2 separate regions of the Homo sapiens genome follow, and region 2 is linked to region 1. The links are chromatin contacts, found by POLR2A ChIA-PET in ENCODE. All regions are on one chromosome and are shown on one strand. Each heading gives the region's core, a stretch centred on a gene start or an enhancer-like site at or near the end of the contact. The rest is flanking DNA. Distances are from core to core; before and after follow the strand shown. Region 1 overlaps TCEA3 (transcription elongation factor A3). Region 2 holds the start of ELOA (elongin A).

The links. ChIA-PET counts read pairs that join two places held with the same protein, here RNA polymerase II (POLR2A).
Region 2: POLR2A ChIA-PET joins it to region 1 with 12 read pairs in activated CD8-positive, alpha-beta memory T cell. The contact joins the promoter of ELOA here to the enhancer-like site in region 1. POLR2A ChIA-PET finds 5 or more read pairs at or near these places in 2 of 52 experiments (activated CD8-positive, alpha-beta memory T cell and naive thymus-derived CD4-positive, alpha-beta T cell).

What each region holds. Positions count from the first base shown.
Region 1 is chr1:23,391,777-23,396,289 of GRCh38, forward strand. TCEA3 (transcription elongation factor A3) reads right to left here. Exons shown (of 11, transcript NM_003196.3): 8 at 2,103-2,257. Among named protein-coding and RNA genes, the nearest start is that of ZNF436, 24 kb to the left of the region's middle. Within about 2 kb of position 2,000, at least 23 of the 41 ENCODE cell types and tissues checked have a DNase peak (open chromatin) inside an H3K27ac peak, as active enhancers do.
Region 2 is chr1:23,741,465-23,745,977 of GRCh38, forward strand. ELOA (elongin A) reads left to right here and starts at 2,007. Exons shown (of 11, transcript NM_003198.3): 1 at 2,007-2,114. The coding sequence starts at 2,040. RefSeq lists silencers at 1,809-2,038, 2,189-2,668.

The DNA.
Region 1 (4,513 bases), core at 750-3,249:
GCCGGGCATGGTGGCACACCCCTGTAATCCCAGCTACTCGGGAGGCTGAGGCAGTAGAATCGCTTGAACCTGGGAGGTGGAGGCTGCAGTGAGCCCAGATTGTGCCACTACACTCCAGCCTGGGCAAAAGAGTGGACTCCATCTCAAAAAAACAAGCAAACAAAAAAAAAGAAATGTGAGGAATAAATGCCTGTTGTTTATAAACTACCCAGGCGATGTTCGTTATAGCAGTCTGAACTGACGAAAGACACACTGTAAAGCCAAGTTGCAATTTATAACTCCAGGCATATGTTGCTATTTACCCAAAAAGATCAGATATTTTAAATTAGGCAGAAAGATAACCCTGGTCTACCTGTGCCAAGTTCCCCATTTCATCCTAAAGCCAAGGCTCTTTGCTGTTTGTTTTGGGTGTTTGAGGAAAGCAGTGAACCCTCTCCTCAGAAGAATGTACATACACACACTACATAACACAGACACACACTTCCACATGCCACACATACACAAACCACACATGCCACACATATGCTAATCACACACCACACACATACTTCACATGACATCATACACACACACTCCACACATCATACACACACACTCCACACATCATACACAAAACACACTCCACACATCATCATGCACAATACACACACACTCCACACATCATGCACAATACACACACACTCCACACATCATACACACCACACACTCCACACATCACACACTCACACTCCATACATCATACACACATATTCCACACATCATACACGCCACATACACTCCACACATCAGACACACACACTCCACACATCATACACACACACTCCACACATCATACACACACACACACACTCCACACATCATACACACACACTCCACACATCATACACACCACACACACTCCACACATCACACACACACACTCCACATATCATACATGCCACACACATATACTATACACCAAACACACCTCACACATCATACACACCACACACACACCCACTCCACACATACACAGCCCCCACACTCCACACATCATATATACCAGTGGTCCCCAACATTTTTGGCGCCAGGGACTGGTTTCCTGGAAGACAGTTTTTCCATGGACAGGGTGGGGGATGGTTTCAGGATGATTCAAGTACATTACATTTATTGTGCACTTTATTTCTATTATTATTACAGTGTGATATATATAATGAAATAATTATCCAACTCACCATAATGTAGAATTAGTGGGAGCCCTGAGATCCCTTGTTTTCCTGCAACTAGATGGTTCCCACTTGGGGTGCTGGGAGACAGTGACAGATCATCAGGCATTAGATTCTCATGAGAAGCATGCAACTTGGTTTCCTCGAATGCACAGTTCACAATAGGGTTCGTGCTCCTATGAGAATCTAATGCCGTCACTGATCTGACAGGAGGCGGAGCTCAGGCAGTAATGCGAGTGATGGGGAGAGGCTGTAAATACAGATGAAGCTTCGCTCACTTGCCCACTGCTCACCTCCTGTTGTGTGGCCTGGTTCCCAACAGGTACCAGCTGGTGGCCTGAGGGTTAGGGATCCCTAATATATACCATACGCACATGCTCCATACATACACACACATACATACCACACATGCACTCCACATATACACACCACACACACACCCCACATATACCCTCTACACACCTCACACATCATACGTACCACATAGACACGCACTCCACACGTACAGCCCCCACACATGCCACACAACCTAGCGCTGGGGCCAGACAGCTTGCCTCCTGGCTCCGACTCTTTCTAGCTGTGTGCATGGGCAAATTCGTTTACTCCTCTGAGCCTCAGGATCCTCATCTGTAGAATGGGGATAATACACCTTTCTATCTCAGTTGGTGTGAACATAAACTTGGCCAATTCGCTGAACACACTTAGCACAGCACTTAGAACCTATTAGCTGTGTTCAGTATCCTGCTAGTCCAGAGCCCAGGGGGGAGGCTGAGATGAGGCTGGTTTGAAAAGCTCCCTGGCTCACTGCTGATGAGTCACGAGCCACTGACCCTCTGCACTAGGCAGGGCTAGGGGGACCTGGCTTCCTGCCTCACCATGCAGATGCCCTGCTCTCACCTCTGCCGTCATCTTGGCTATAAGCCCTGCGGAGATGGCCCCACTGAGCACGTTCCGCCGCAGGCCGGGGTTCCTGGGGTCCTTGAGGTTGCTTATGCGGCTGCGCACGCGGTTCCGGTACTTCATGTCCGTGCTCTTGAGCTCTTGGTAGATATGTGACACAGTCAAGGGCCGGCCAGCCATTCATGGAGGGGCACAGAAGGGTGCAGGCCTGGCCCTGACGCCTGAGAGCTCCAGAACCCTTTCTTCCTCTCCTCGGACTTCTACAGGAGTTGGGCCCCTCTTTTGTGACCTCTGACTCTCCAAGTGGTGATGTCTCTTGGGCATTTGTGGTCAGCCAAGTAGCAGAGAAAGAAAATAGCTTCTGGGGTAAGATCAGATCATAGCAAGCACTATAGTGTCAGGGACACCAGGACCCTGGGTTTGTCTGAGCCTCTTGTGTGACCTCAGGTGAGTCACACAACCTCTACACGCCTGAGTTTCCTTATTTATAAAATACAAGGATTCTGTGAGCTAAGCCACGTGATGCACTAGTGTGGTGTCTGGGATATATCAAATGCTCAACATGTATGGGCTGCTAAGATGATGACAAGGATGCGGATAACTTCTAGTTTGGAAGGGCCCCTGGAGGTTGTGAGTCCAGCTGTCAGAGGAAAAGATTAAGAGCCACATGTTTAAGGCTCTACGAAGTATTGCAAAAAAGAAACCACTGAGCTTTGTTTAATCTGGTGTTCCCAATAAATTTGATTATAGAGTCCCCTTCCCCTCTGTCCTTTCCCCTACAAGACCTGTTACCATCCCATGGAACCCACGCTGGGAATTGCTGGTCAGAGTTACTTCTCCCATTAACAGATGAGGAAGCTGGGGCTTAGAAAGGGTGTAGGACCTTGCTCAAGGCCACCAGGCAAATTCCCGGCAGAGACAGGGCTGGAAGCCAGACCCCTCCTGACGGTAACTCTCTCCACTCACCCGGCAGGAAGTCATCCCTGGCCACCAACCACAGAGTTTCTGTCCAAACACTGCATCCTAGGCAGGCTTCCGAGCCTCCCACTCCCTCCACCCTCTGGAGGAGCTCGGGGAACACAGCCTCATTTTCTTGGTCTCCTGAGCCAAAGAAGATCAGGAAGACAAAGCTGTTGCTGGGAAGAGCCATATACAATAAAGAGACTGCGGAGAATGTGGAAAAATGAAAACAGATGACTTGCTAGAAGTGGTGGGAGGGGAGGTGGTATTCTTTCTTTTTTCTGTTATTGTTTTAATGTTGTTTGTACAATAAAAGTGTGAAAAGCAAAGAATATGCCACAATGCATGTGAAAGCCAAAAAATGTGTTTTAAAATGTACCACTTGGGATTCCTGGGGTGTATTGATATGCGGAGCCAGCAGGGCTGGCGATACTTTCACCAGCCTCTTTCTGACTCTGTCTCCATGTCCCAAGGCCACAGAGGGGACGAGGCAGAGAGCAGACCGGGGGCACCGGCCCCTCAGAGGAACTTTTGGCTGCATTGTTAGCACAGGGCCACTCCAAAGAGGACAGATCTATTTTAGGACATAGAGCAGTCAAGCCCCCAAATGTACCCTCCCCCTGACCTCCAGCTGGCTAAAAACAAAGAGCTAAAGTGTTTGATGCAGCTTTGATTTCCTCTCCTTTAGAAGAGGGACATTCAGGCTGGGGGTGGTGGCTCACGCCTGTAATCCCAGCATTTTACGAGGCTGAGGAGGGAGGATCACCTGAGGTCAGGAGTTCAAGACCAGCCTGGCCAACATGGTGAAACCCCATGTCTACAAAAAATACAACAAAATTAGCCAGGTGTGGTGGCGGGCACCTGTAATCCCAGCTACTTGGGAGGCTGAGGCAGCAGAATCACTTGAACCCAGAAGGCAGAGGTTGCAGTGAGCTGAGATCATGCCACTGCACTCCAGCCTGGGCAACAGAGCAAGATTCCATCTCAAAAAAAAAAAAAAAAAGGAACTTTCAGTGGATGGAGGAAAGGCTGGGAGTGGAACTTTGTACTGGACCATCTGCTGTTGTTTCAAACTGGGCTTAAAGGTGGAAAGGACCTGCTTGGAGGGATGACTGTTCAGGAGAAAATGAAGATGAAACTCGTGATAGTTCTCATACCTTGTGTTCTGCCTTCTTGAATTAACAGGAAATGATGAAAATGTACTTTTTGAGGTGCTGAATGGCTCCAGACTTGTTGAGGTATTGCTGATTAATCATTAAATGAGAGTAGAGAGAAACCACCAGAAAATAAGTTGGAGGGAATCAGGGTAGGCCACAGGAAGAAGATGGAAACGCAAATTTGTCGTCTGCAGATTGGCCCCTGGCTCTCCTCAACAGACCCTGCTGAACTCCGCAGGTAGAACCCAGGAGCCCTCAAAAGGGTCGCTCACACCTCGGTGTGACACTTAG
Region 2 (4,513 bases), core at 757-3,256, 350 kb after region 1:
TTGCCCAGGCTGGAGCAGTGGTGCGATCATGGCTCACTGCAGTCTTGATCTCCTGGGCTCAAATGGTTCTCCTAACTCAGTCTCCCAAGTAGCTGGGACCACAGGCACGCACCACCATGCCTGGCTAATTTTAAAATTTTTGTATTTTTTGTAGAGGCTGGGTCTTACTACGTTACCCAGGCTGGTCTCAAACTCCTGGGCTCAAGCAGTCCTCCCGTCTTGACCCCCAAAGTGCTGGGATTACAGGCATGAGCCACTGTGCCCAACCTCATTGTTTCTTTTCATTTTGGTTATTGAGCTCTCTCTGGATAACATCTGCAGAATGTTTCATGTGTCCCGAGTATGTGCCAGGCCAATTACTCAGCAATTCTGCTTCAAGAATCAGTCTGTATTCCATTACACCAGTGGTACATTTTCAAAATGGAAGGAATATAAAATGTAAAAGTATTTGCTACGCAGAGGAGGGAGACACTACTGCTGGGACTAGAATCGAAGTTTTCTCACACCCAGTTCAATGCCTTTTCTACAACATCCCTCAGTTGAGCCTTAGGGTACCAAGTGGATGGTCATTAGTCTTGTATGGACTTTATATCCAATGCTGATTATAAGGTCTAGATGATGCTAGGTGGCAGAGATTCAAAGTTGGACAGGTCGGTTACTGTACTTGATAAATAAACAGCCCAGTGGCAAGACAGATAAATAAACTGACCATTTACACCCTGAAAAGGTGGTCAGTTGCTTAGGGAACTGGGGGAGGGGCGCCAAATGGAGGAGTAGGGACATGGTAGAGAGGGCTTTTCAGCATAGTGAGTGAATGAATGCTCATTTGAAGAAACAACTTGTGTTTAAGATGTTTTTCTTTCTTCCAGAGCTAGAATCTGGAAGAATCTCTGGGCTTTCCTGCTTTGAGGGAGAGATCAGGCTAGGTGCATTGCCAATTTGCTGCTGAAGATCTGATTAGGTTCTGCTTTGATGTGATCAAATGAGATGTAATCAGTGCTGGTACTTTAAGTGAGTTTGCAACTATTTAGTTGCTCTTTTTAGTAGTAGTATTAGTAATGGTAAAACTTAGTGCTTTTAGGATGAGAGTAGACGGCCTGAAGAATAATATCTTGGGCTCTTCTAATCAAGCCATACGGCTCATTGGCAAGTCATCAGAGGAAACATCTATCTATCTATACATTCATGCAATAAGTATTTATTTAGTGCCTATGTGCCAGACACTGTTTGTGGGGAAAACAAGACACATGGGCTATTATTGCCTCATGGAAGGAACTAAGCTGTTTGGATTTTGAAAAATCCCTTTCTCTGGGCCTCAATTCCTCGACCTGTTCAGAAATGTGCGCTCACAATGGTCCTAGACATCTTAGATTCAGGTTCCATTTTCAGTTCTTTCCTGTCCTGCGGCCATCTGCAAGTTAATTTGGTCTCCCTGAACCTCAGTTTCCTCATCTGTAAAATGAAGATCATACAACTCGTTTCATCAGGTTGTACTGAGGCTGGAAAAGATAGTCTAACTACTGACGCATCGTGTGCTCAGCCTAGGGTGGCTGCTACCGCGGGTGCCTGCGGACTCCTAGGACGGGCACCAGCCCGGGACCCCTGACAAGGTGTTGATTAGGGTGTGGCTAAGCCCCAGGCGGGAGAAAGCGTTGGCATTTATAAGGCCAGGGTCTGGCGCGGTGGCCTCATTCCGTCTTGAAGTAGACCCTGGAGAGGTCTTCCAGGCTTGGGCTCAGCACGCGAGCACAGGGAGCGGGGGTGCCGGCGGCGGAGGCGCGTACGGCCCGAGCAGCCCCCAGCCCCCAGCGCGCACACTTGGGCCAGGGGCGCGAGGAGTGCGCGGCCGCCGGGTGGGCGCTGGGGAGCGGGCCCTGGGGGCGGAGCCTGCAGCCCACCGCCCCCCACACACCCCAGCCGAGGCCCGGAAGGGGCCAGGCGCGCTTCCGTCTCCGCCGGGGATGCACGGAGGGCGGAGCTGCGGCCCGAGGACGCGACGCGAGCCCAGTTCCGGCGAGGAGGCCGCGCCAGTGACAGCGATGGCGGCGGAGTCGGCGCTCCAAGTTGTGGAGAAGCTGCAGGCGCGCCTGGCCGCGAACCCGGACCCTAAGAAGGTAAGCGAGGGGGCGGCGCGTAGCGGGATGGGCGTTGGGTCGGTGAGGGCCCCGTAACGGTCGCGGCCCGAGCGTGGCGGGGTTCGGGGGCTGGGACCCTGAGCCAGGCCCCGCGGGGCTGGGGTCGTGAAGTTCGCGGCCATTGACCGCTGCCCGCGCGTTGGGACCCCGTGCGTCGGGCGTCGGGACGCGGGGCCCCGGCCGCTCCCCCTCCCTCACGGGCCCGGGATGGGGGCGCGCCCGGTGCGGACACCGCGTGCCTAGCGCTTCCTCCCAGAGGCGCTCCGTGGCGTCCCGAGCCAGCTGTTTCCTGCGGGAGAGCGTGCCCGGGGCGGGAGGGCGCTGGCCGCCGCCTCGTTGGCCTCCCGGTGCCTGCGCTGGTGCCCGGCTCCCCGCGGAGCGGCGCGGACTCCCCAGCGGGTGCGTGTTCGCTGGGAGGAGAAGACGGGCGCCCGAACGCTGCGGAGCCTGGACTCGCGGTCTGGTCCGCGCCTCTCGGAGACGCGGTTACTACTCTCCGGCTGGATATCAGAGCGTGGACCTTTCGCTTTCTCAGTGAATCCCTTTCAAAACAGAATAAAGCCTCGCGTCACCTAAGCATACTCCTGAAAACTTAGGTTGGAATTGAAAAAGAGGCGGGGGCCCGGGGTTGGAAGTCGCAGCTAGGTTTCCTTTTGGCCATTAATAGGAAGGTAAGAGCTACCGTTTCTCGTTGTTCGAGTGATGGACAACCATTTTTAATTGTAGTTAACTAGTTTTTGTTGTTTATTGTACAAACTGAATATTAAGTTAAACGCGTTCTTGTACCTTTTCATCTTTCTGTCACTCACTTCTCTGGTCTCCAGGAGACAGTCTGGTGGTTGTCAGGATTTTTTTTTTTCTTTTTTTTTTTTGAGGCGAGTCTTGCTCTGGTCGCCCAGGCTGGAGTACAGTGGCGCGATCTCGGCTCACTGCAACCTCCGTCTCCCGGGTTCAGGCAATTGTCTGCCTCAGCCTCCCGAGTAGCTGGTATTGTAGGCGCCCGCCACCACGCCTGGCTAATTTTTGTATTTTTAGTAGAGACAGGGTTTCACCATCTTGGCCAGGCTGGTCTTGAACTCAGTTGTCAGGATTTTTTAAGTGGAAGTACAACGATGAAAAAGCACTTATGTGTTTGGCATTCTCCGTCATCATTCTGGCCGGGGCGGGCAGTTCTAGGAGTTGGAACTCAGTCCTGGTGGAAAAGGAAGTCGTGGAGGGAGGGCTAGGGCCGTGGGGGAACTGCTCTGCTGAGCCTCTTCCTCACCTGCTGCTTCCTAGGACTAACCTGAAAGGCTAAGGTACCAGGCTGAAAGTCAGTGCTCAGAAAACCAATCGTCATTCTTTGGGGTTTTTTTTCTTGAAGAGCCACTTTCTCTTTACCTTGTTCTAGCCTGTTGGAGGTAGGGTTTCTGCAATTCCAAAGGCCGTACACAGCCTCTCACCATCAGACCACTTTTTAAGGCTCTTCGTTCATACCTAGCTCGAAGATTCACTTCCTCAGGAAGCCATTTTAGTTACAAATCTGGGAAAACTTAAAATGCTTTCATTGTGCCATGTTTTCTGTTGCAGCTTCAGTACCGTACCTAGTGGTCAGGCATACTTACAAGTTTCTTTTTACAGTAACCCCTTGTGGACATCTAATAAATGGTCATTATTTTTTAGTACTAGTTTGTTTTCCTGAACACTGTAAGATCTGTGACTGACGTTTGATACCTTAAAGCAGTGCCATATAATAACTACCCACTATTTGTTCTTTATTTCTGTCAGATAAAAATGTTCTATGTAGTGTCTACAGTCATTTTTTTTTTAACTAGAATTTAGATTTGGAAGTAGTTTTTCTATTAGTTGATTTGCATGAAATACAAAATTAGGAAAAGGCTTATTCCACCTCAACCTAGTTGAACTATTAATGATTTTTTTTTTTTTTTGAGGATTTGGGCTCTTTCTAGATAGAAAATCACCCTGAACTTCTAGCTTTGCATTGTGAAGTGAGCATCATGAAGATGAGAAAATGTTGGGAGATCATTTTTGCAAAGGGCATAATAGTCGGCATTCAGATATGAGTTAACTGCAGAGGGAAAATTGCAAGCTGTCATGTTGGCCTTGTTCCTCTCAACCTTCTGGTAACCTAACAAGCTCCTACAGGTTGTATGTGAAATTGCAAGATGATTATATAGCCCTGTTGAATTTACAACCAGATCTTGCTTTCAAACCATTATTAGCCAAGGGTTTGATTCCACACCTGTGTTCATGGATTTTTTGGTACTAGACATTGCTGTAACTCTGTTTTCACTTTTTCATCTGTTATCTTGGCTCACTTAAGGGAGAAGGTATCAGCAGCCTAGGACCACTTGGTTTCTGTTTTTATGTTTCATAGT